Linked DNA regions of Homo sapiens: regions 1, 2, 3 and 4 are each linked to region 5. The links are chromatin loops, found by intact Hi-C in ENCODE. Cell type or tissue: PC-9. All regions are shown on one strand. Region 1 overlaps LRRC49 (leucine rich repeat containing 49). Region 2 holds the start of THAP10 (THAP domain containing 10). Region 3 overlaps THSD4 (thrombospondin type 1 domain containing 4). Region 4 overlaps THSD4 (thrombospondin type 1 domain containing 4). Region 5 has its middle 9.5 kb from the start of NR2E3.

Region 1 (5,000 bases), 790 kb after region 5:
TGCCCTGGCTCAGGCCCTCATAATCTCTCCTGGCCTACAGAGTAACCATTTGATTGGTCTTCATTACTTCAAGCTCTGCCTGCTCAAATGGCAGCCTTTCTACAATGTAAATCCAATTATATGATTGCTTGTGCTTCATTACAAAACACAAGTTTTCATTTTTGCTTGGCATGGATTGGAAAGCTCTTCAAAGTCAGACCACAATCAGTCTTTCTAGCTTCATTTCCTATCATTTATTCATAATCATCCCATGTTCCAATTATACTGAGCTATTTACAATTACTTGTGCTTTTGCAGATATCTTTTCCCCATATCCTCTACCTGAAAACTCCTACTCATTCCCAAAGAACTAGATAAAATGTTTTCTCCTTTGTGAAGCCTTCCCCAGTGTTATTCCAAAATATGGTTAGTCCCTCCTACAGCCCTCCCTTATAGCACCTGAAACATTACGTTTTAATTGTATGTGTATATCTTTAACTTATTAGACTATAAGCCATACGAGAATAAGGACTTCATCTTATTTATCTTAAGATCCCCAACACTTTCAATAGGCCAGTCTAGGATACATGTTTATGGAACACATAATTAGCATAGTTAGGAGGTATGTGGAATTTATTTCTTTTTCTAGTGTAACAGTAATTCTATAAAAAACTACAAAAATTAAAGGTTACCTGGCATCACCCAGAATGGAAATCAGACGATACTGGGGTAACTCAGAAGATGCTACATGTGCTAGGATTCCAAAGAGCCTTTCAGCCATTATCATATCATTCTGTGTCACCTGAAGAGACACAATAGAAAGGGGTAAAAAAATGACACCAACTCTTAGCTGAATAAAACTGATATAATCCCAAAGAGAGATCCAAATTAAATATTATCTTTTAAGCCCACAAAAGCACATTCTCCTGTGCTGTGGAAAGAAGAGTTTTCATTGATATTTTTCTTTCTTGAGTTAAAATGAAGACGTATAATTGTGGTTCATGATGATGGAAGCTGATTGGAGGTGATGAGTCAGCTCTGATTTAGAAGCTGTCTTTCCTGAGAATTACACTTGAGGTACCTTCAATTTTTAGTATTTTTTTTTTTCAGAAATCCTATAGCTTCTTGGATTAGAATGATTTAGAGGAAAAAATTCCCAAGTATCAATGGGATAGATTCATTTTAATAATGTGTCAAAGGTAAGCCAAGGTGTTGGTCATACCTTGCTCCTATAGGGATAATTTTGTCCCTTCCTGAGAGATGGAACTTTCACTGAATTAGCAAGGATGCTCCTGTTCATTCTATCAGTCTTTCTCCCCAAAAAGAATAACTTGTCACAAGTATACCCTATGAGGACCCATTCTTACATTAACCAAGAAAGTACTAAAAGCTGAAAGCAGTACCTGTATTACTATCTGGGGATATTTTCTTTAATATAAAATAGGGTTGCTTACATTTTAAATACTGTTTTTTTGTCTATATATAATTCAATGATCCCAGCCAAGAGCCATTTTGCCCCCTACAGAACAACTGGCAATGTCTGGAGACATGTTTAGTTATTTCTGGACATTACGGGCATCTAGTGGGTAGAGACCAGGGTTGCTGTTAAACATGTCACAATGCAGAGGACAGCCCCCACAACAAAGAATTATCTGGCTCAAAATGTCAACAGAGCCAAGGTTTAGAAACCCTGGTATAATTAAATTTTGGATCTTTTGAAAATTTGTTCCTGACACTATCTGTAATACTCTTCACAGGCATTTTCTTTAAAACAAACCAATAATTCACAAACATACCTATGAATCAGTGCAGGCTAACTCTCTTCCCTTCCCTGGATCTTCACAGTTAAGGAGACTTCAAATTCTTCCTTAGCTAATAACTAAGTAGTGTTTGGTCCAATATAGTCACCTAGTGGCCAATGCAGGCCACTACTCCATGTTTTCTTGATGCTATTAATTCAATTTAATTCTACCTCAAGCAATATCATTCTTTTTTATACACAGAGAAGTAAAAATGCAGTGTAACATTACTATCTAAGGTCAAGGACCTAACAAACAGGAATATATTTTAGGTATTTTAATAAAGTGTCAAATATCCCTGGCATTGAGATTTTCAGAAATTTAAATCAGAATAAATTATATTGGTTCTTTCTAATTCTTTCTAATTCTTCTCCACTTTATATAACTACACTATTCCTTCCTGATTCAAAGTTTGATAATAATGGGTATTATTCTAGTAATAATCCATATCTGGGTAAATACACCATTTAGGGTTAACTGAGGTAACGGTGTGTTACCTCAATTAAGGGAGACTCAGTCACCCACAGTAAAAATAACCATTCTATTTCCAGTCTGGGCTAACTTTGAAAACCTTTAGGACTAATTATTAGGTCCTTCCAGGGACTCACAACCTCACCTCGGGGGAAGTACCAAATAGTATACATGAGTACACAAGACTGAGCCAACCCTCTTGAGAACTAGCTGGAGAAATTAAAAGTCATCTGAAGATTCAGATTTACCCAACATCTTCAGCAGATGGCTGATTCTGAGGTTACAGAAATACCATGGTTGATGCAAATTTCATATAGCTGCTTGTACATTGATCCAGAGATGTACAGTCTCCTCATAGTATGCTGAATTTTTGGAGTTAAGTATCTACCTGTACTGTATCAGCTGCAGGGAAACACAGTTACTGTGCCAGAAAGTTGATTACAGTTAATCTTACAATAAAGAGGTCTTCTGAATTTCAAGAGATATTGTAATAAGACTAACAACATATTAAAGATGTTTTTTTTTTCCTCTGGAGGAGTGTTTAAATTTAGTAGAGGTGGAAGCATAGCTTCTCTCTTTCCTTCCAAATTAATATTTTAAAAGAACATGGCTTTTGAGTAGCTGGGGGATTACCTTGTGACAAGCTTAGCAGAATCAATCTAAAAATAACTTTTCACTAATAATTTTCCAGCTATTCAGCTCCAGACCTGAGTTACCCAATGTAGTCATGGCACAGTGGTTGCTACCAGCTATTAACAAAGCTTTCCAGACATTTACTTATACTTATTTTATTTTCTTTTTCTCTTATTTTCACTTTCTCTTATTTTATCTTTCTTCCTGGCTTATTTCTCCTTTTCATCTCTTCTTTTTGTAAGTCATCTTCTTCCTCCCCTTTTTTTTCCATTTTATTCTTCCCTTTCTCTACCACAATACCCTTATTAGTTGACATTTAGGTTTTACTTCCTTATCCCCTCTTGCATAGCAGGCAGTCTGCAAAGTACTTTGAGAAATACAAAGATCACATTACTTATAAAAGAGTTATTTTTTATTTTTATTTTTAACTGTCACCCCACCATTTTATTTCACTGAATGCTTACAAACAACAGTATAAGTATTTGCCATTTACTATAACCTGGTTACTATTTTATTTTTACAATTTATTTAGTTCTTTGGAAGTTTTAAAATAGATTCTTAGCCTTTTGACATTTTAAATGTCAATTTAAAAAAAACCATTATATCTCAAATGTTCTATCATGGTTACTTAAATTCCTAAACATTTAAAGTAACTATTTTCACTAAGAAGGAATATTTTTATTCTATAGTTCATCTAGTTTTTAGCTTACCTCTGTTCCATTTATTTTCTGCATACTGAAATGGCTTAGCCTAAACAGTACATAGTATTTCCAGAGTGTAAAATTGACAACTGGATTTCCTTGAGGATCAATTGTCAACTGGTCAATACGACGGAGTTGGGCTAGTGCGTTAAATTGCTGCAGCATTACAAGATTTGTTTCCTTGAATTTAAGGTGCTGCAATGATAAAACACAAATACAGATCAGAACATTGATTTTAACCATATTGAAATATTAACATTAAAGCTTCACTAATCATTCCCCAGGTAAATATGTAAACTTTAGGCTTAGCAAATATGTTTTCAATTACATTAAATCAACTGAATGTACTAAACTTACATAACTTTAATTCATCCAATGCACCATTGATGGAATCCATCCAATATTGAATTCTGGGTGACTCCTTCTACAAATGACAGTCTCACTTATAAACCAACATTCTTTAAAGATACATAAATATCAAATAATGCAGATTCTTTCAGGAATTATTGATTTTATATGCTTTACATTGACATTAAATAAATTTTTTTAAAAAGACTGGAAATGAAAATTTCAGAACTTTATAAATACAGGCCCCCACAATTTTCCTGAGAAGAACTAGTTAGTTATTATTACTTGTATCTTGCCAAACACTACGTAGGATAGTTATACTGGCTATAGAAAAATCAAATCACTAAAACTGCAATGTTAACGCAAGCATTCTGTCTGTGAATCTAGATGCTCTTTTCTAAACATACTGTCTTCACCTCTAACTATCTTTTTTAGGGAGAATGAAGTGAAAATAAAAACAAAAACCCACCAAAAAGGCAGGTGAGGGAAGTCTCTTGGCTGACAGAGAAAAACACAACAATAATAGAAACTCAAGAGAGAACTCATTACAGAAATCACAGTTTCTACAAATGCATACTAAATAATACAATGACACCATAATTGAGGAAGGCTAATTTCTCAAAGTAATTTTAATGAGCTATTAAAATTATTTTCAACATTGTTAGGGGACAACTGTAAAAATTATACAGTAAATATACATTTCACCATTACCAGGTACCATAGGTGAATACATAAGGCTATGTGGTAAGGTGAATCACTTATAAAGTAGAAATATATAACTTGAATAAAATTATATCAGTCTTTTTCTACTCCACAAAGGATCATTTTTTTTGAGATAGAATTTCAAATGTTAACATAAAACTTCAAGGCCATTTATGAATACTAATTTAAATCCTAGCTCAAGAAAATCAACACAAAACTTAAATCTTCCTGCCAGATAGAAACTACATAAATACAAGTTAAAACAGGTCTTTGGCCTGAACACACAAGTCATTGACTAAGAATATTCAAATATACTACTAAAAGGAAATATTTACCAGAGAATTAGGAAACTTAATCTTCAGTTTAG
Region 2 (5,000 bases), 910 kb after region 5:
TATATATAACCAATGATTTAAAAAAATACCAAACCAATTTGGTCCCAATGAACAATTTCATTTTAAATTCAAGTTTATTTGGATCTAGTAATTCAACATTATTAAACACTTAATATTATTCAAAGATGATGAACCACATCTGATCTCTATTCACTGACAATACCTTGCCTACTTGAGTAGTTTCTTTCAAGGTCATGTTGTAAAAGTCTACCGGGGAATGACGATGTGTCTTTATTTAGCTTGAATTCAACCTGAAAAACATTATTAAAGAAAAAAATATTTGGAGACAAATTTAACACCAAGCAGTGAAGATAAATTAAAAAAACATATAATAACTGATACACATGGTACAATGTGGATGAACCTTGAAAACATCATGCCAAGTGAAAGAAAACTGACACAAAATACCACATTGGCAAATCCATAGAGATGGAAAGCATATTTGTGGCTTCCAGGCATTTAAGGGAAGCAGGGAATGGGAAGTAACTGCTTAATGGGTACAGGGATTCCATTTGGAATGATGAAAAAATTCTGGAACTAGATAGAGGTGATGGCTGCACCTCTATCATTGTATTTTACCACCCACAAAATCAGGATCAATTTTATGAGGTCAGATACAAGATATTCCAAGCTGAGACACTTCCAATCCCTCCACGCTCTCACCACAAATACAATGATTAAAAGAATCATTTGCTTCAAAAAAAAACACACAATATAAATAAAATGCTGTTGAAAAAATCACTGTTTTGATCATTATAATCCTTTTAAATGTCCTATTATAATATAATAAAATTGTATATTTAAGCCTTCTAAGAAAGGTTTTCACTTGATCTAAAACTGATCTAAAATAATTATCTGGTGGGAGGACTGAGAAAAACAAAACCAGAACAACTTCTTATGATTAGCCACAAAAAACCCCAAATATGTATCTTGAATTAATTAAGATACTTCTAATGTATCCATACTATAAACATTATGTTGGCATTTGCATTATATCCTTAGGAATTATATGACCTAAAGGTATTTTCTCAGAATAGATGTCCACACAAGAGAAAGTGAATGGTTTGGAAAAAATATTTAGATGAGGCACACAGCTCTAGAAACATTATAATGGTGGAAAAGGATTTGTCCAGAGAAATCAATTAGGAAAGCTCTGGAGAGAATCCATTATGCTCAATTATAATAAATAATATTTTCAATTAATCTAACTGCTGTTTATTTGAGATGATCAAATTGTCTATTTTCTGAGTGTTTACCATTTTCATATTCATATATAATGTAATCAACAGCTGCCTCCTTGACTAACGATGTCCTTCCATTTACCTTCCTCATGCCTTTTCTTACCCTTCTTCATGCTGTTATGTGTGAACTCTGCCCTTCACTTTAGAGTTCTTCCAGTGACGCCTATTTAATAACTTTTTAGGACACACCTGAATTGTGATGGTTAGAGGTTTCCAACTTGGTCAAAGGAGGAAAAATCATGTTGTGTCTTGAGACATAGTGTGTAGAAAGTAGGTAAGTATAAATGCTGAGGTGAGACAGAAAGGAAAGAAAAACATGTTTATCTCAAAATCTCAAAAATTAAATCAAAAGCCAGAAATTCTAGAAATGCTAGAGACATTATGGGGAAATAATCTTGGGGAAAAAAATCTCATATTCATATCGTAACTTCTAAATAACGTTAAGTCTAACATGTGTCCACTGCTAACCTATTTTTTTCTTCCCTGATTTTAAATGGGATGTGTGGATATGCCCTCCCAATTACCATTTTATCTAAGGTGTCATTAGTAGTAAGACATACCATTATTTTACCCTCTATTAAGAAAGAAAAAAAACCTCCCCAATTAAACTATGACATGCCATCAATTTTAAGAAGGCTCCTGATTTCAGAAATGTGTAAATATCACTGGGTGCGGTGGCTGTTGCCTGTAATCCCAGCACTTTGGGAGGCCAAAGCAAGCGGATTGCTTCAGCTCAGGAGCTCGAGAACAGCCTGGGCAACATGGTGAAACCTGTCTCTACAAAAAATACAAAAATATTAGCCGGGCGTGGTGGCATGCACCTGTGGTCCCAGCTATTCAGGAGGCTGAGGTGGGAGGATCGCTTGAGCCTGGGAGGCAGAGGTTGCAGTGAGCCAAAATTGTGCCACTGCACCCCAGCGCCCCAGCCTGGGTGATACAGCTAGACCCTGTCTCAAGAAAAAAAAAAGTGTAAATGTCAAAAAAAAAAAACAAAAAAACCCTTACCCTTTTGTAATCAATAAAATCACATTAAGTTTTTTAAAGAGGGCTATTTTAGCTTTATGTAGGCAGAAAGTAAGAACTAGCTTTAAACTGGAAATCAAAGCAAATCTACTTAAATTTTTCAGTTTAGAATCTATCTACACTTTAAGTCATGCTGCTATTTGTGTAGAATTTAAAACAATCTTCAATTTAAATGCCAACCTTCTTAAATCTTACTTTGTTTTTTTCAGGAAGCGATGATGTTTGAATAACCAGATGAAGCCCGCAGTTCACCTGAAATGTAAAAATTAAACCATAAAATTTGCTCTTAATACACAAACACATATTTCCAAAAAAAAAAAAGGTACAAACAGAAATACAACAAAAAAATAGAACACAATGCTCTATTTCTGTTTCTGGTAAATGATCTTGTTCTGAGGATTTGCTGAAAACAATAAAATCACATCTAAGAATTAAAAGGTTTCACTGATTTATTTTCCAAAATGTCGGCAGCAATTTAACCCTCTAGTTAGTACCTCAGGCTTTCGACATTTGCCATTCAGGTCTAAATAAACATCTCAATGAGACAGGTGAAGGAGGTGGGAGTCCCTAATGATAAATTCTCTTCACAGTTAAAAGGAAAAGAAAAGAAAAAGGAATTGACTGGCCAAAGGAATTTAAATAAACCCAAGCCTTTCACAGCAGACCAGCTCCACCTTCTGGGGAGCCCAGATCCTGGACAAGACTTTGAGTACCCATCATACAATATTAAATTGTGCCTTGGTCCAGCCCACGAACCTCAAACCCTGGTCAGACAATAGCTTGAGTAGACCCAGCGGTGCCGGTCCTAATAATACAGCCCATCTCCTAGGACAAAGACGCCAGTCAGAAAGAGTACCAGTGGGAAGAAAGAGAAAGTAGAAGGCCCAACTTACGTTGTTCGCAGCCCGGCCAGAAACAGAGCGATATTTCCCGGGAATCATGATAGGAGACAGTCCAGGTTCTCTGTTAGATCTGCCTTCCAGGTGACGCTACAGCGGAGATTCAAAGAGACCCGAAAGAGGTCATCTCCCAGGCAACCTGCTCAGGGTTACCATGGAAACGACCATTTCCGGTCTGGACCTCTCCCGAATCGATAGAGCCACACAGTCGTTGCAGCTTCTAGTTGTATTCGTGAGAGCCCAGTGCGTCACCACTTCCTCGTTCTATTTTCCCAGCCTCATAAAAACAGAGCGGGAGTATTGGGAGGAGGATAAGCTGGGGAAGAGGCTGGCCACACTGGTTGCTATAACCACCACCACTTCCGGTCCGTTCCTCTTTACGGCCCACCTCAGCGCTGCCCGCGCGAAATTTGTATCCCTCTGCTTGTGTCCACTGGCTCCTGGGGAGCAGCGCAGGGAGGAGGAGGAGGAAGATATCAAAGAGCCCTCCCATTGGGGGCCCCAGATCGCCACTTCCGGTGACCAGAGGTAGGGAAGGAAACAATCCCGACCCGGAGTGGACAGGTGAGGAGGGGAGGACTTGCCTCGCCGAGGCCGCTGCGAGGAGCGTGCCCAAGGGCGAAGGTCCAGGGAACCCGGCTCCCGCGCACCGAAGACGGCCGCCATGCCGGCCCGTTGTGTGGCCGCCCACTGCGGCAACACCACCAAGTCTGGGAAGTCGCTGTTCCGCTTTCCCAAGGACCGGGCCGTGCGGCTGCTCTGGGACCGCTTCGTGCGGGGTTGCCGCGCCGACTGGTACGGAGGCAATGACCGCTCGGTCATCTGCTCTGACCACTTTGCCCCAGCCTGTTTTGACGTCTCTTCGGTTATCCAGAAGAACCTGCGCTTCTCCCAGCGCCTGAGGCTGGTGGCAGGCGCCGTGCCCACCCTGCACCGGGTGCCCGCCCCGGCACCTAAGAGGGGAGAGGAGGGAGACCAAGCAGGCCGCCTGGACACGCGAGGAGAGCTCCAGGCAGCCAGGCATTCTGAGGCTGCCCCAGGTCCAGTCTCCTGTACACGCCCCCGAGCTGGGAAGCAGGCTGCAGCTTCACAGGTAAAGAGAGACCACCGAAGGTTGTGTAAGGACCCCTGGACTCTGGCTGGGCTCCTCCACTTAGTGTCACCTTGGGAAAGGCACCTCATCTCGAAAGTTCCTGTTTTCTAATCTGCAAAGTTAGGGGTGTGCTTTAGAGGTGATCTCCAAGGTCCCACTTATCATTAACACTTTGGAATTAAGTGACCCAGTTAATTCCTTCTAACTGCTCCTCCCCCAAAACTCACACACACACACACACACACACACACACACACACACACACACACACACACAGAGTCTTGTCCTGCAGAGTAGTGAGTTGCTTTCACTCGCTGCTCCAGAGTTTTTAAATAGAAAGGGTTTAATTTGAGCAAATCTCCAGGATTGGAGTGCTTGAAACTGTGTTGCATAACATTACATAAGCTTGAGGAAAGTCCCTTATTTGTGTCACAAATGATGGGGCGAAGGAGATGTGGAGCTACAGATGAAGATGATGGAGCTTGCTAATAAATCCCTTCCCACCCCAAGCTTCCTTTATGACTGATAACTAGCTCCAGCTGCCTTTAAGTTCAGTATCCCTAGTGAGCTGACTTTCCCCATCTTGCTCTCTTCTGCCTACTTTTCTGTTCCTTCTAAACATTGTTTGCACTCATTTTGCATCTGGTTACTACTACCTTCTTCCCCACGTACCATTTTAAAGAAAACTTTCCAGCCTTCCTTGTGATAAACTTCAGCCTTGCCACCATTACACAGATTAAATTA
Region 3 (5,000 bases), 410 kb after region 5:
TAACAATTCCACTACTTTGTATATACCTCAAAGAACTGAAAACAAAGTCTTGAAGAGATATGAATACGCTCACATTCATAGGAACATCATTCACAGTAACCAAAAGGTAGAAGCAATCAACTGCCCATCAGTGGATGAGTGGGTAAACACAATGTGATATAAACATACAGTGGAATATCATTCAGCCTTAAAAAAAAAAAAAAGAGGAAATTCTGACACGTGCTACAACATGGATGAACCTTGAGGTGATTGTGCTAAGTGAAATAAGCCAGTCACACAATGACAAATAACATATGATTCTGCTGCTCGGAGGTACCTAGAGTAGTCAAATTCAGAGACAGAAAGTAGAATAATAGTTGCCAGGGGCTGAAGGGAAAGGGAAATGGGGAGTTTCTGTGTAATGGGTATGGAGTTTTCATTTTGGAAGATGAAAAGAATGCTAGAGATTTGTTGCACAACAATGTGAATGTACTTAACACTACTGTACACTTAAAAATGGTTAAGATGGTGGATTAATCCATTTTCACGCTGCTGATAAAGACTGGGTAATTTATAAAGACAAAGAGGTTTAATGGACTCAGTTCCATGCAGCTGGGGAGGCCTTGCAATCATGGCGGAAGGTGAAAGGCAAGTCTTACATGGCAGCAGGCAAGAGAGAGAATGAGAACCAAGCAAAAGGGGTTTCCCCTTATAAAACCATCAAATCTCATGAGACTTATTCACTACCATGAGAACAGTATGGGGGAACCACCCCCATGACTCAATTATCTCCCACCGGGTCACCTCCTACAACACATGGGAATTATGGGAGCTACAATTCAAGATGAGATTTGGGTGGCGACACAGCCAAACCATATTGGATGGTAAGTTTTATGTTTTTTATATATATATATTTTATCATATTATCACAATTTTTTTAAAAAAGGACTCAATATGCCTGAGTCCATACAAACATCCAAAGCCTGCTCCCTCCCTACACACACACACACACACACACACACACACTCTCTCCAAAGAATCAAATCAATACTCGAATGAAACAAGTAAGTAAAATTGGTGAGCAAATTAGAGTAGCTGAGATGATCTCCTACCAGACCACTCTGTCCTATAGGGACTGGCTTTCTTGTTTTTATTTTTCCCCCCTTCATCTAAAGCTGGGCATACAGGAAGAGCTGAACAACAGAAGACCTTTCAGTAAGGAACACATTCTGGTAGATGGAAAAATCAGCCGTCCTTTGGAAATGAAGATGACATTACTGACCCAAAACCAATAAAGCCTGCATGAAAGTTGCTGTGTTCCCCATTACTAAGGATAAATTTCCATCACTTCACCCACATTCTCCTACTATAAAGTACCTGGCACCTAGTGGGTACTCCATATAGGTTTGGTGAGCAAATTAATGAATCACCTACAGGCTAAAGGGAACAAACCAAGCAGCTATGCAGCAGAAATTTAAGAAGCCCTCAAGAGTGTTAAAAACGCAAACTGATTGCCTCTTTCTGGATGAATTCAAGGGATGATTTATGTGAAAGAAGGTAAAGTAAGTTCTTGTTAAAGTCTCAGGTTTTACAGAGAAAGTGTGATATCCTGAGTGTAGTTTTGATTTGTCTTCTGTTTATGTGTGTAAACCACAAAAGCAGTTAACTGTTGATGGCCAAATAACAAATGCCTCTGTCTCTCCCAGGAGAGATTAAATAGCTCTGGGTTGAGGGGGGAAAATAAGATCAAAAGAAGATCCAGACATCCCTGGCTGGCAGGCAGCAAGAGGTCCCCTGGCCAAGGGAGGGTAACCTTTGCTTGAACCTAGAGCAGTTTGGAAGAGGGGTTCTGGGCTGAGAAAAAAATCTTTAAGATGCTTTTCCTAAGCTGTGCTGACCAGGATTCTGAGCTACATGCCTGAGATTCCCTGACCAGACCATAATATTTCCTTCTAAGCCTTTGTTGTATATACTTACAATCAACAAGAAAGATTTCTCTCTTTTTTAAGGACAGCACATAAAGCAAGTTCGGGATGAAAGTTGTATCTTCATATGACTGGTACAGCTTTTGGGAAAGTAAGACAGATATCAGGCAACATAATTCATACCCACTGACCCATTCATCCTCCACCTGGAATTTATTCTAAGACTAAAATCTAAAACAGCATATTTCCTTTTTTCCTGAAAATGCATTTGAATGAATTTTGAGTTATTTTGTTTATACATATTAGGAAAAAGACTCTAGGGAAGGAAAACAAATTATAAAAAAATGATACCCTTTAAATCTCAAGGCACGTTGTCTGTCTACAGTGAAACCCCGTGTAAGCCCCGATTCTTGGGTACCATTTGGTTTGGAGAGAATCACCAAATCACAGCATCCTGAGCAGATAATGTAAATGTTTCCCTAACACCTGAGTTCACCCAGACAACAATGTCAGTCAAAAAGATCCCTTTCTATAGTCTCTCAGCCTGTTTTTTTTTTTAACGTTAATGAGTTATGCCTAGCAGGTAGTTTCCAGCGCACAGCTATTCATTCTTCAAACGTGATAAAAGCATCCGGCCCAAGTCCTAAGAAGCCTAAAACAAAACACAAGCAAACTGAAAACAACTTGACCCTATGCCCATAGGCTGCAAAGGAATCTCTAGAGACCAGAAAAGAAAAAGACAGCACAAACAAAAACAGAAAACCCGGAAACCTTGCCTCCTAAAGTAGCAAGCAGTGTAATGCAAATACATGTTGATTACGAGGCGAACAGAATCCTTTTCTGTTCTGTTTCCAAACACAAAGCTTAGAAAACAAATGATTTTTGCCAAATTCTTCTAAAACAAGGAAACAACTGGCGAATGCTTTCATCATTTAAAAAGCTAACCCTCTGAATTAGGAACTCAGGTAACACTTAAAGTTTCTTTTAAAAAGTATTATTTATTTAAAGCTCAGGAGTCTACCTATTTTAGGGGTCTTCTCTTTGTCTCACTCCTAAGAAACAAACCATCATGTTTTAGAAAGCGAAGCTGAGTCCACCTGTCAAACTTCTCTTTCACGTGGTAACATCTCCATCTGCTGGAAATTTAAATGTCTGCATTAAAGGCAGATAATGTTAGCTTTATTTTTCTATAAATTTATGTCTAATTCACATTTCCATTTTCTCTTACATGTGTCAGTATTTTATTGAAAATATATGCCCCTTTTCCCTTTTCTCTGAGGTTCCCAGTGGTCTCTATTGTCATGGTATTTGCAGCACCTCCCCTAACCCCCTCTTGGCCTTCTCCACATGCTTTGGGCAGGTCCTCATCAGTCTTTCTTTATAATTGTACATCCTTATGTTAGTCCTGGAACCCTTGGCTGAATCTGGAAATTGCTTACCTGTCCTCCTTGGGTAGCATTCCTTTGAACTATTATCTTAGCTGCTCACAGCATGAGCTTCTTTATTTGGCTGGCAAACCATTAAGTAGCTGCCTGTTTTGTCTTTGATTTTTAATGGAAGTCAACCCATTAACATTTGGGCAGCAGAAACAAGGCTGTGGTTGTCACTCTCTGATTTCTGGTGTTGCTTTTCTGTACGTTGGCATTTATTCAATCTTCACTAAGCACCTACTCAGTAAACAGTCCCAGGAAATACTGGTGCCTATGAGACAGAGAATATGATTTCTTCTCTGACATTTCTGTTGGTCCGCTAGCTACTTAAGCATCACTTTCCTCATTTTTCCTTAGAGTTCTGCCTCCATTCTGCCATTGCTTTCTTTAAACTAACACACAGTTCTACTGATAAATTGTTGTTTCCTGGTGTTAAACTCACAGCATGAACATCAGCAGCTTTCCGGACCCCCATCTCTTGATCTGTACAGTAAGGAGGTTGGGATGATCTCTTAAGTCCATCCTATTTATGAAGGTGTTAAATTAAACGAAACGTGATTTGAGAAAGCCTCCATATTTGCATACTCAAGCCCTTATGTAACCAAAACCTAACTCTGTAAACAAACCATAAATCTAATTTAGGAATTTGGCTTTGTAACAGATAACTGAGTCTCAGCCAATCAGGGCAGCCAAGTTTCAGTCAATCACAGGTGGCCACGTATTCAAACCAGGTTCAAATTTATTCGCTTTAGCGAACTCCAAGCTCTAAGTGAGCCAGCTGTTTCTATAAGTCACTTCTGTTTTCTGTACAATCCTTCCCTTTTTGTGTCCATAAGTGTCCAGTCATGTGGCAGCCCCAAAGTCTTTCTGAACCTGTTCTGCTTCTGAGGGCTACCCGATTCACAAACTGTTCTTTGCTCTATTAAACTCTTATTTGTCTAAGGTTTTTCTTTTAAGAGATTAGTGTCACAAGTGGGACTCAAAGTCAGACTCCAATGACCCCCAGGAACACCAGGCAACCAGGTGAGGTATCCATGGAGCCCAAAGTGCTCACTGCTCTCGTTTGTAACTGGAGGTCATGGGTTAGTTTTTCTCTTGAGTTCTGAACTCCACAGCGTTGTGTCTAGAGCTCTCCTAGTTTATATGAGCAATTTTTTTTTAACTGAATTGGGTTCGGAAGTCACGAAAGCAACTGGACTGGATCCAGGATTGGATTGGATCCAATAATTAACTGGACTGGATCCAGCTATAGGCCTCAGATGTCTGACAGAATCAAAGGGAAACTGGCAGTAAATGGCAATTACTGAAGGGGGTGCAAACTCCAGCTTTCAGAAATTTGCAGGGATTTTGTGTCCTATCCTCATCATTTCTTTTTCTTGCATGTTTAGGTAAAGAAAAATCATTGGCTAAGCTGGTTAAGGGGATCTGAGAGCCAAGGCCAACATTCAACATAAAAATGGGATCCTTAACTTTGGAAGAATTGAGTACTCCACTTTCTTGTCATGTCTACCTTTACATGTATTAGTATTAGGCCCTGAAAGGCAAAGTCTTACTGAAGATAATTTAAAATTACAATGCCGTTATGTGGATGGTTCCAAATGAACGGCACTGCACTTTAAGAAGTGCATTTTAAAATGTGGGCTCCAGAACTAGGCTCACCCGGGAA
Region 4 (5,000 bases), 270 kb after region 5:
AAACATACAAATGGTCAATAAGCACAGAAAAAGATGCTCAACATCAAGAGTCATTAGGGAAATGCAAATCAAAACCACTAATCAAATACACAGGTGATAACAAATGTTGGCAAGGGTGTGGATAAGCTGGAAATCTTACATACTACTAGTGGTCAGGTAAAATGGTGCGGCTGCCTTGGAAAAGTCTGCAGCTGTATCAAAAAGTTAAATGTAGAATTACCACATGATCCAGTAATTCCAATTTTAGATATATACCTAAGAGAAATGACAACATATGTCCACATGTTCGTAGCAGCATTATTCATGATAGCCCAACCCCCGAAATGGACGTAACTCAAATATCCATCACCTAATGAACAGATATATATAAAATGTGGTATATCCGCACTACAGAATATAGTTTGGCAATACAAAGCAACGAAGTATCGATACATGCTACAAAATGGATGATCCTTGAAAAGATATATTAAGTGAAGGAAGTCGGTCACAAAAGACCATTCGTTAAATGATTCCATTTATATGAAATGTCCAGTATAGGCAAATGTATGGAGACAGAGAGTAGATTAGTTGTTTCACAGGCCCGAGGAGGGTGAGCGGAAATAGGGAGTGACTGCTAATGGGTATAGGATTACTTTTGGGAGTGATGAAAATGTTCTAAAGTTATACTATGGTGAGAGTTGCACAACCCTGTGAATATAAATATACTAAAAAAATGAAATCAGTGAATTGGATGATGTATAAATTATACCTGTTTTTTTCTGTTTGTTTTTTTTGAGACGGAGTCTCGCTCTGTCACCCAGGATGGAGTTCAGGGAACAATCTTGGCTCACTGCAACCCCTGCCTCCCGGGTTCAAGTGGTTCTCATACCTCAAACACACACACCCACCACCACACCTGGCTAATTTTTGTTGTTTAGTAGAGACAGGGTTTCACCATGTTGGCCAGGTTGGTCTCGAACTCCTGAACTCAGGTGATCCGCCCGCCTTGGCCTACCAAAGTGCTGGGATTACAGGACATCGTGCCTGGCCATAAATTGTATCTTAATATGCTGTTTAAAAAGTAGGCCATAAAATGCCATCCTTAATATAATTTTATTTTGAGCAAACATAAAAGGTGAGTATCACATTCTTTTAATTTTGTTATTTTCTAATTGTTTTTACAGTGAGCAGAAAAATATAGTAACAAAACAAAAATTATTCTCATTTGGAAAAATAGTGAAATGATAAAAATGGGAATGACCATGAATAGGCAGTTCACAAATGAAGATACACAAATGCAATATGAGACTCTAATACGAAAACCAATTTAACATTAATAGTAACCAAAGATACACAAAATCAAATAACACGTTGCTACGTTCATCTGGAAAATAATTTTTATGAAGGATAAATGCCCATTACTGGCAAGAGTCTAGGGAAACAGGTAGTCTGACACAGGGTTGAGACTGCAAATGAATACAGGTGCTTTAAGAGTTGGGCTTTGGCCAGGCACTGTGGCTCATGCCTATAATCCTAGCACTTTGGGAGGCTGAGGTGGGAGGATTGCTTGAGCCCAGGAGTTAGAGACCAGCACGGGCAACATAGTGAGACTCTGTCTCTACAACAAAATTGAAAAGCTAGCCAAGTGTGTTGTGTGCACCTGCAGTCCCAGCTATTCAGGAGGCTGTGGTGAGCTGGGATCGCGCTGATGTACTCCAGCCAGGGCAACAGACCAAGACCCTGTCTCTGAAAGTGTATACAAATCACTTCGTATCTTAACATGATTTTAAATCAGTAGGTCTGGGATGGGGCCTGAGACTTTGGATTTCCAATAACCCCTAATGATATTGGGGTTATTTTAGTTCAAAATATATGCATTACTAAGCCTGCCAATAATGCCTACTTAGAGCACATCTCCTACCCGATCAGTAGGTCTCCCCTTCATCTTCAAAGCTAGCAATGGCAGGTTGAGTTCTTCTCACAACCTTCCCTCATCTGCCTTGGTCTTCTTCCACCTTTAAGGACCCTTGTGATTAAATTTTCTCCTACTAGTCAGGTGGGAGTCCTGCTCTAAGCAGGCAATATCAGCGGACTTCATAATGCATACATTTTCAACGAACACCAGTTCCATCTCTGAGAATCGTGGACATGAGCCAAAATTTGTCTAAAAAAGAGTTTTCATCTTGGTATTGTTCATAATGGTGAAAAATCTTAAATAATGTAAACATTTAATCACAAGGTCTGAGTTAAATACATCTTACTGTATGTTCTGAGATACTCTTTAATTATAAAACTAAGGTGTTGTAATATTTAGTGACACTGATTGGTGTATGCTGTATTGATGTGACAATTTACTAAGTGAAAAAAAGTTACAAAAGGGGATTTCGAGGATGAAACCATTTTCATTACACACAGAAAAAGTGATCAGAAGGCTATTCTCCAGCATGGTAATGCTGGTTACCTCTGCACGGTGATTTTTATTTTCTCCCACTTGCAAATCTATATTTCCTAGTGTTCCCACCACAAACACACAATACTTACGTAATAAGAAGGAGTAACGAAGTTTATTTTGATCCTGCTCAGATTACCGGGGATTTGCCCCACGGGCAACCCAGCTCAACCAAAAGGTGCAAAAGCTCCATCTAGAGGTTATTTTATCAAACTGCAGGCACCTGATCCCAGAAACCCAGGGAAGACTCAATTGCTCAGCAAATACAACTCATACTTCAGAAGGCACACACATGGCAAGTGAATATCTCAAAAGGACTGGCTTTCTTTCCATGACCAAAGGTGTTCACTCTCTGCCTAAATGGAAAACTTTACAACTCCCACCAGTGGAGCTGAAAAAATATTACCAGTGGGAAAATGACAGAGCCAACCAACTCATTGGTTTTCTTCCAAGGGTCTTCAACACACTCCTTCTCTAATCTTATTTTTACTTAATTAAATATAATTTTCTGCTTCGAATAGAACAGAGATGATTATTACTTTCTGAAAAAAGAAAGAAAGAAAATGGCTTTGCATGTTTTAAGAGATTTGTCAAACATCTATATTATAAACAGCCAGCACCAAACACTCTGGTGAAAGAGTTTAACAAATATGTGGCAAGATAAATTCTACATTAAGTAATTCCACCCTGGCTGGATGTGGTGGCTCACACCTGTAATCCCAGCAGTTTGAGAGGCCAAGGCGGGCAGATTGCGAGGTCAAGAGATTGAGACCATCCTGGCCAACATGGTGAAACCTCGTCTCTACTAAAAATACAAAAAAAAAAAATTGCTGGGCATGGCAGCATGTGCCTGTAATCCTAGCTACTCAGGAGGCTGGGGTAGGAGAATCACTTGAACCCAGGAGGCAGAGGTTGCAGTGAGCTGAGATGGCACCACTGTAATCCAGCCTGGTGACAGAGTGAGACTCCATCACACACACACACACACACACACACACACACACACACACACACACACACTCTCTCTCTCTCTCTCTCTCACCCTTTGTTGTTTCAGTCAGTGCTAAGAGTTTAGTGTTGGCATTGCTGACGGCTGTTACCCTTCTGGGTCATGTCTCTCTTCCCTCTAGGCCAAGGCTATAGAATAAGCACCAAAGGTCCCAGTGACCACCGTTGCATGTCTGCTCATGGCAGATTAACACAACAGTGTAACCTTACTTACTCCTCAGCATGGCTTGGACTGTATTTTAGGCTGCAGGACTTACAGAAATTTCTGAGGACTTGGAGAAAGTACGGGAAAAAACTGGAAAAACTGACCTTGCAGTAAAAGCTTAAGACTGGGGTTATGGGTGAGCTGGAGAAGAGGAACATGAAGAGGGGGACACACTGATGGTTTTCAAGTTCACAAGGGATTCTAATGCAGCCCTGGTCTTCCTCCACCCAGAATTCAGGCGTCTTCTGCCCAGTTTCTGCTTCTCTTATTTGGCAGCTGGAAAATATCGGGGAGACTAACTCAGAACAAAGAGCTAATTAAGTGATAACTGAATTGTAGTGTTACCTCTCCCTGCATTTCAACAAAAGAACAACATTTAATGAGTGCTTGATCTGTGCCACTAGGCACTGTGTTAAGAGACCACGAGTGTATTCTCTGTTTTAAATAACATGCCCAGTGGACAGGTCAGGTCAAGGCTTGGAAAAGTTAAGTGACTTGCTCATGATCACATGACAAGTCTGCAGCAAAGCAGGGATTCAAACCCAGGGCGTCTGTCTCCACAGCCGAGGTGCTTAACCACAATGCAGTAGAAGAATCTTACTGACTGCATTTTTGAAATGTGTCTTGAATTCACCCACTTCTATCCATTTTCATGTGTCCACAAGTTCAAGGCCTTGCACCTCCCGGGATTTTTTTCAGTCACTTCCTAACTGATCTCTGGGCTTCTACCTTGTCTATTTCCAACACAATTTCCACATCTTGAGTAGAATGATATTTTAAAACAAGAGCGGAAACAGGTCATTCTTTTATTACTTCAGGCGTTTCCTATTGCCTGTAGGATGAATGAGGAAGTCCTTAGGTCTGAATTTAAGAAGTCCTTAGCCAGGCCCAGAAGCCCAGCAGGATCTAGCCCCATCCCACACTCCCCAGCCCCTTCCTTATGACCCTCTGGTCTCCCTCTAGCTCCTAGCTCCTTCCTGCCTCAAATGTTCACTCATTTTTTCCTATGGCTCTAAACTCATCCCTTCTTTTGCCTGGCCAAGGACCACTCCTTCAGGTCTCTGATAGAAGCACATTCTTCCAGAGAGGCATTCTGACTCAAAATCTAAGTTAGCACCCCTGCCCCTATCCCCGTCAATGCCCCCGCCCCCCATTTAATTTCTCTCTAAGCCCCTGTACTTCACTTTCTAGACCCCCTTCCTCATCCACAGCACAGATTTCTCATGTAATAATCTCTTCAAGTAGACAGTAAGATTCCTGAAGGCAGAGGCAAAGATTTTTTTTTTCGGGGGCTTGGTACACAGTAGGTATCAACCCATGTTTTCTGGTGACCATATGAGTGAAAGAGAGCAAACACTC
Region 5 (5,000 bases):
AACAAACAAACAAAAAACAAAACAAAAACTTCTGTGGAAGTCGAATTATTTTGAAGATAAAATATTTAAAAACAATATATACAATTAGAATATATTAAGGGGTTATTAGTTTGTTATGACAATGGTATTGTGGATATGTTTAATTAAAAAATAATCCTGCTAGAGATATACTCTGAAGTATTTACAGAAGTGAGTCAATGTCTTGGATTTGCTTTTAAAGACTGTTTTTTTTTTTGTTGTTGTTTTTTTTTAATAAACGAATGAATGAAAAGAGGGAGTAGATGAACTGAGGACTGAAGGTGATAGTTATTGATATGGGTGATGGGTACATGGGTGTCATGGACCTTTTATCTCTAATTGCTTTTGTGATTGAAATGTTAGGTAATAAGTTTAAAATATGTATACACATACAAGCTGCCTACACGAACAATGAAACAACAGGTGCCACTGATGACTTTAGACGCTCTACAGGCTCCTCAGCTTGGACCCTCCCCACCCTACTCTGTCTCCACTGCCCATCTTCGCCTTGCCTTGCAGCTTTGGAGGCTCTAAACTGAACCAGGTGACGCGCGCGGCAGGAAACCCCCGGTGCTACTGGGGAACTGCCGGGCCAGTCGGTGGACCAGCGCCCCCTCCTGGAAGGACAAAAAGCGCAGCGAGAGGGGCCGGTGCCACCTTGCGCTTCCTCTGACCTCGAGTGCTGGCTCTCTCCTTCGCGCTTCTGGCTATACCCGGTTCTGGCTCGGCTCGGCCTGTTCTTTCCCTCTTTCTCCAACCGACTCCTCCTCACACTTCAAGACCAGCTCCAAGGTCTCTCCTGAGAGCACGCACTCTATCATCGCTCCTCACATCCCAGGCCCTATCAGAAACAATCTTACGCCCTTTCTTTGCAGTCACCCGGCTCCTCCAATGTGCACAGAAGCTTTGTGAGACCAGGGTCTTGTCGATCTTGTTCAACGGCATGACACGTAGAAGGAGTCTGATAATTATTTGTTGACCGCCTGAGTGGACGTAAGCTTGCCCTAGTCCTGGCAGCCTGCGGCGGCTTCGGCTTTCTGCCCTGCCCGGGGCCCTGTGGGCATCTCTCGGGCATCCTCCCGGGACCGGGTCCCAGCAATTGCAGGTCCCAATGGTGTCCGGAGGCCCGGAGTTGGTTCTTTCCGGTGGGTTCTTTGTCTCGCTGGCTTCAAGAATGAAGCTGCGGACCTTCCCGGTGAGTGTTAAAGCTCTTAAAGGTGGCACAGACCCAAAGAGTGAGCAGCAGCAAGATTTACTGTGAAAAGCGAATGAACAAAGACTCCACTGCACCAAACTGGACTCCCACTGGTTACCAGGGCTGGCTGGGGTGGCCAGCTTTTATTCCCTAATTTGTCCCCGCCCATGTGCTGCTGATTGGTCCATTTTGCTGAGCACTGATTTGGTCCATTTTACAGTGTGCTGATTGGTCCATTTTACAGAGTACTGATTGGTCCATTTTATAGTGTGCTGATTGGGGCATTTTACAATCCTCTTGTAAGACAAAAAAGTTCTCCAAGTCCCCACCTGACCCAGAAGTCCAGCTGGCTTCACTTCTCATCAGCAGTCGCGGGGCCACACACCCTTATCCTATGAGGCCGTTTATTCTGCCATGAGAGGTGTAAAATGTGTTTTAATAAAAGGCATTTACCTGGCCAGGACCTAAACTGATTGAAGCAATAAGCTACTCGGAAGGGAATGCTATTGTCCTAGGGGGCTTTCCAGGCTGCCACAATGATGTTCCATTACCCAGAGAAGCAGCATCCCCCTGGCACAAGACAGTGGTTTCCAGGGCGTGATGACTGAAGGTGCTGGGAAGGGTGGGTCCTTCTGCAGTCTCTACCGGGACTCTCTCTGCTTTCATCTGTTTCATAGTTGGTCAAATTTTGTTTGAAGAAGTTTTTTTCTCTTCCTAAAGAGTGACAAGTGGGTAGCATTGAGCCTCAGGTATGAGACCGTGCGTATTAGCTGGGTGGGCTCGGCCAAGTCTCTTCACCTCTCTGGACTGTTACTATGAGGAAATCATGGAGCTAATAGTGGAGCTTCACGTCTGGGTGAAGGCAGAGGACCGAATCAGAGGACCTCTCAAGTTCTCTCAGATCTGATTTATTGTACCCAGAATCACAAAATAGCAGGTAGTTGGATCCACTTGGAATACCCTGAAAGGCCACAAGATGGAGGTGTTACTCCATGAGAAAAGTTTGGCCTGCTCTGCACTGTTCCATCCCCCAATTTGTAGCCTAAGAGACTTGAGAATTTCTTCTTTGGAATTGTAGCAAAGTAAACACTTCACCAATACGCACTTGCATCTTCAGGCAGAGGATTTAAGCTCTTACTAAAGAACCCCAGCGGTTCCCTATAGCGTTTCATGCACAACTTTTTTTTTTAAATCAAAGCACCAAAGAGGGGCTGAGCGACAGTCAGGAGACTATCTGACGCAGAGGTGGCATCCCCGCCCCCTGGGAGTATCACCCCATTGTGTCCTGATACACTGGCTCATGTGCGTCAGAGCTCCTGACATATCGCAAACACCCAGAAAACAGATGTTGAGTGGAGTGGATGCTGGATTTATTTTACTGAATCACGTACTTGGCATTAAAATATACGGTGTCCCCTACAGAGGGTTTTCCATGTTCCCATAGGAACTGTTGAGATTTTTTTTTTTTTTTTGAGACAGAGTCTCTCTCTGTCGCCCAGGCTGGAGTGCAATGGTGCAATCTCTGCTCACTGTAACCTCCACCTCCCGGGTTCAAGCAATTCTCCTGCCTCAGCCTCTCAAGTAGCTGGGATTACAGGCGCCTGCCACCACGCCTGGCTATTTTTTTGTATTTTTAGTAGAGACAGGGTTACACCGTGTTGGCCAGGATGGTCTCGATCTCCTGACCTCATGATCTGCCCGCCGCGGCTTCCCAAAGTGCTGGGATTACAGGTATGAGCCACTGCACCTGGCCAGGAACTGTTGAGATGATTGGAAAATGGCTGGAGACAGATGCTTTGTCTAGAATTTGGTTTCCTGTATTCTAGAAGTGATTGCCTCAAGGCCCAGATTCCCAGGATTTGGAGATCAGTGAGCAGGAAGGGCATTTACTGAGTCAGTCCTGGGAGCAAGTGTCAGGTGAATCCTGGCAAACCTACTATGGACAAGGGTGTCGCCAGAGAAAGATGAGATTCTGTGCATGTGCTTGGCTAGGAACCTCTGTCATGTTACACTTTGCTGGTAGGTAAAGAAAGTATGAAAGCACCGGGATTAGGCAAACTTGGCTCCGGCAGGAAGGATGTGTCTTAAGCAGCAGACACTAGGAATGGAGGCAGGGTGACATGGAGGAGTGAGGGGTGTTGACTTCTCATGGCCCTGCCAGTCAGGGGAGCTGGAAAGGTACTTGGAGGAGGTGGTACAGAGGTGATGACTGGGGTCACCTGGCAGAGAGCGTGAGTGATGATCAAGAGTGCATGGCCGGGCACGGTGGCTCATGCCTGTTATCCCAGCACTTTGGGAGGCCAGGGTTGGCAGATCACCTGAGGTCAGGAGTTCGAGACCACCCTGGCCAACATGGCAAAACCCCATCTCTACTAAAAATACAAAAATTAGCTGAGCGTGGGTGGCGGGCGCCTGTAATTCCAGCTACATGGAAGGCTGAAGTGGGAGAATCACTTGAACCCGGGAGGTGGAGGTTGCAGTGAGACAAGATCACACCTCTGCACTCCAGCCTGGGTGACAAGAGCAAAACTCCATCTCGAAAAAAAAAAAAAAAAAAAAAAAAAGAGTGCATGGCTCGGCATGGTGGTTCATGCCTGTAATCCCAGCACTTTTGGAGGCTGAGGCAGGTGATTGCTTGAGCTCAGGAGTTTGAGACCACCCTGGGCAACAAAGTGAGACCCTGTCTCTACAAAAAAAATACTAGTTAGCCTGATGTGGTGGTGCACACCTGTAGTCTCAGCTACTTGGGAGGCTGAGGCAGGAGTATTGCTTGAACCTGGGAGGTCAAGGCTGCAGTGAGCTGTGACTGTACTACAGCCTGGGTGACAGAGCGAGGCCCTGTCAAAAAAAAAAAAAAAAAAAAAAAAAGGGAGGGAGGGAGGCTGGGCACAGTGGCTCATACCTATAGTCTTAGCACTTTTGGAGGCTGAGATGGGTGGATTGCCTGAGCTCAGGAGTTTGAGACCAGCCTGGGAAACATGGTGAAACCCCATCTCTACTAAAATACAAAAAAGTAGCTGAGTGTGGTGGTGCATGCCTGTAGTCCCAGTTACTCAGGAGGCTGAGGCAGAATTGCTTGAATCTGGGAGGCAGAGGTTGCAGTGAGCCAAGATTGTGCCGCTGCACTCCAGCCTGGGCAACGGAGCGAGACTCTGTCTCTAACAAAAAAAGGAAGGAAGGGAGGGAGGAAGGGAGGCAGGGAAGAAAGGGAGGGAAGGGATGGAGGGAGGGAAAGAGGGAAGGAAGGAGAGAAGGAAGGAAGGAAGGAAGAGTGAAAGAAAGAAAGAGTGAGTGAGTGTATGCCTGGAACCTGAGAGCCAGAAAACTTTTTTGGACACAGCCCTGCCTGCTGTTCCCTGACGGTGTGCTCACCACCAGCATAAATGAACTGAACATTCCTGAATCCTGGCTGGACCATCCTGTCAGGGCCTGTGCATGGAGGAGGCCTGGTGACCACCACGAATGGCCTGGACAGGTCCTGACTAGCTATTTGCTACCTTCATGGCCTCCCTGACCCTTGTGGCAGCCAGGAACGTTCAGCCCTTCCTGAGTGGGTGACTGGGGATGGAGCACAAGAAAGCCTGTTTTGAATTATCCCATGCTCCACACCATTCGTTATTCCAGTGTGTGCACACTCGAGTAACACTCAGACGACCTTTAAAAGAAAATAATTGGAAGATGGCCGAATAGTAACAGCTCCGGTCTACAGCTCCCAGTGTGAGCGACGCAGAAGACGGGTGATTTCTGCATTTCCATCGGAGCTTTGAAGAGAGCAGCGGTTCTCCCA

What was found. A loop is a pair of places that touch in the nucleus more often than their neighbours do. Peaks named below come from ENCODE experiments on the same cell type or tissue, not always from the same donor. Only the 100,000 strongest peaks of a DNase experiment are listed, where the experiment ranks them.
Region 1: a loop joins it to region 5, with 17 times the contacts of the local background. A loop is called at or near these places in 2 of 110 quality-filtered maps.
Region 2: it touches region 5 in a loop (4-fold over the local background); 6 of 110 quality-filtered maps call a loop at or near these places.
Region 3: it touches region 5 in a loop (38-fold over the local background); 11 of 110 quality-filtered maps call a loop at or near these places.
Region 4: a loop joins it to region 5, with 13 times the contacts of the local background. A loop is called at or near these places in 6 of 110 quality-filtered maps.

The regions. Positions count from the first base shown.
Region 1 is chr15:71,008,585-71,013,584 of GRCh38, reverse strand. LRRC49 (leucine rich repeat containing 49) reads right to left here. Exons shown (of 16, transcript NM_017691.5): 12 at 4,969-5,000; 13 at 3,593-3,778; 14 at 672-781. Among named protein-coding and RNA genes, the nearest start is that of THSD4, 100 kb to the left of the region's middle. In PC-9, CTCF peaks have their summits at 1,697 and 1,897 (motif pointing left); no DNase peak of the experiment used is centred here.
Region 2 is chr15:70,891,100-70,896,099 of GRCh38, reverse strand. It overlaps THAP10 (THAP domain containing 10), which reads left to right and starts at 3,667. Exons shown (of 3, transcript NM_020147.4): 1 at 3,667-4,256. The coding sequence starts at 3,828. LRRC49 (leucine rich repeat containing 49) reads right to left here and starts at 3,274. Exons shown (of 16, transcript NM_017691.5): 1 at 3,158-3,274; 2 at 2,460-2,516; 3 at 164-251. The coding sequence starts at 3,205. RefSeq lists an enhancer at 3,314-4,012. In PC-9, a CTCF peak has its summit at 2,934 (motif pointing left); a DNase peak (open chromatin) is centred at 3,449; H3K4me3 peaks cover 2,497 bases; H3K27ac peaks cover 1,863 bases.
Region 3 is chr15:71,384,669-71,389,668 of GRCh38, reverse strand. The region is part of intron 6 of THSD4 (thrombospondin type 1 domain containing 4); the gene reads right to left. Among named protein-coding and RNA genes, the nearest start is that of THSD4-AS1, 200 kb to the right of the region's middle. RefSeq lists enhancers at 2,190-3,083, 3,147-3,681. In PC-9, a CTCF peak has its summit at 2,926; no DNase peak of the experiment used is centred here.
Region 4 is chr15:71,530,732-71,535,731 of GRCh38, reverse strand. All of the region lies in intron 7 of THSD4 (thrombospondin type 1 domain containing 4), which reads right to left. Among named protein-coding and RNA genes, the nearest start is that of THSD4-AS2, 160 kb to the left of the region's middle. In PC-9, a CTCF peak has its summit at 2,623 (motif pointing left); no DNase peak of the experiment used is centred here.
Region 5 is chr15:71,798,529-71,803,528 of GRCh38, reverse strand. No RefSeq gene overlaps it. Among named protein-coding and RNA genes, the nearest start is that of NR2E3, 9.5 kb to the left of the region's middle. RefSeq lists a silencer at 485-779. In PC-9, CTCF peaks have their summits at 655 (motif pointing left) and 2,164 (motif pointing right); a DNase peak (open chromatin) is centred at 2,248; H3K27ac peaks cover 387 bases.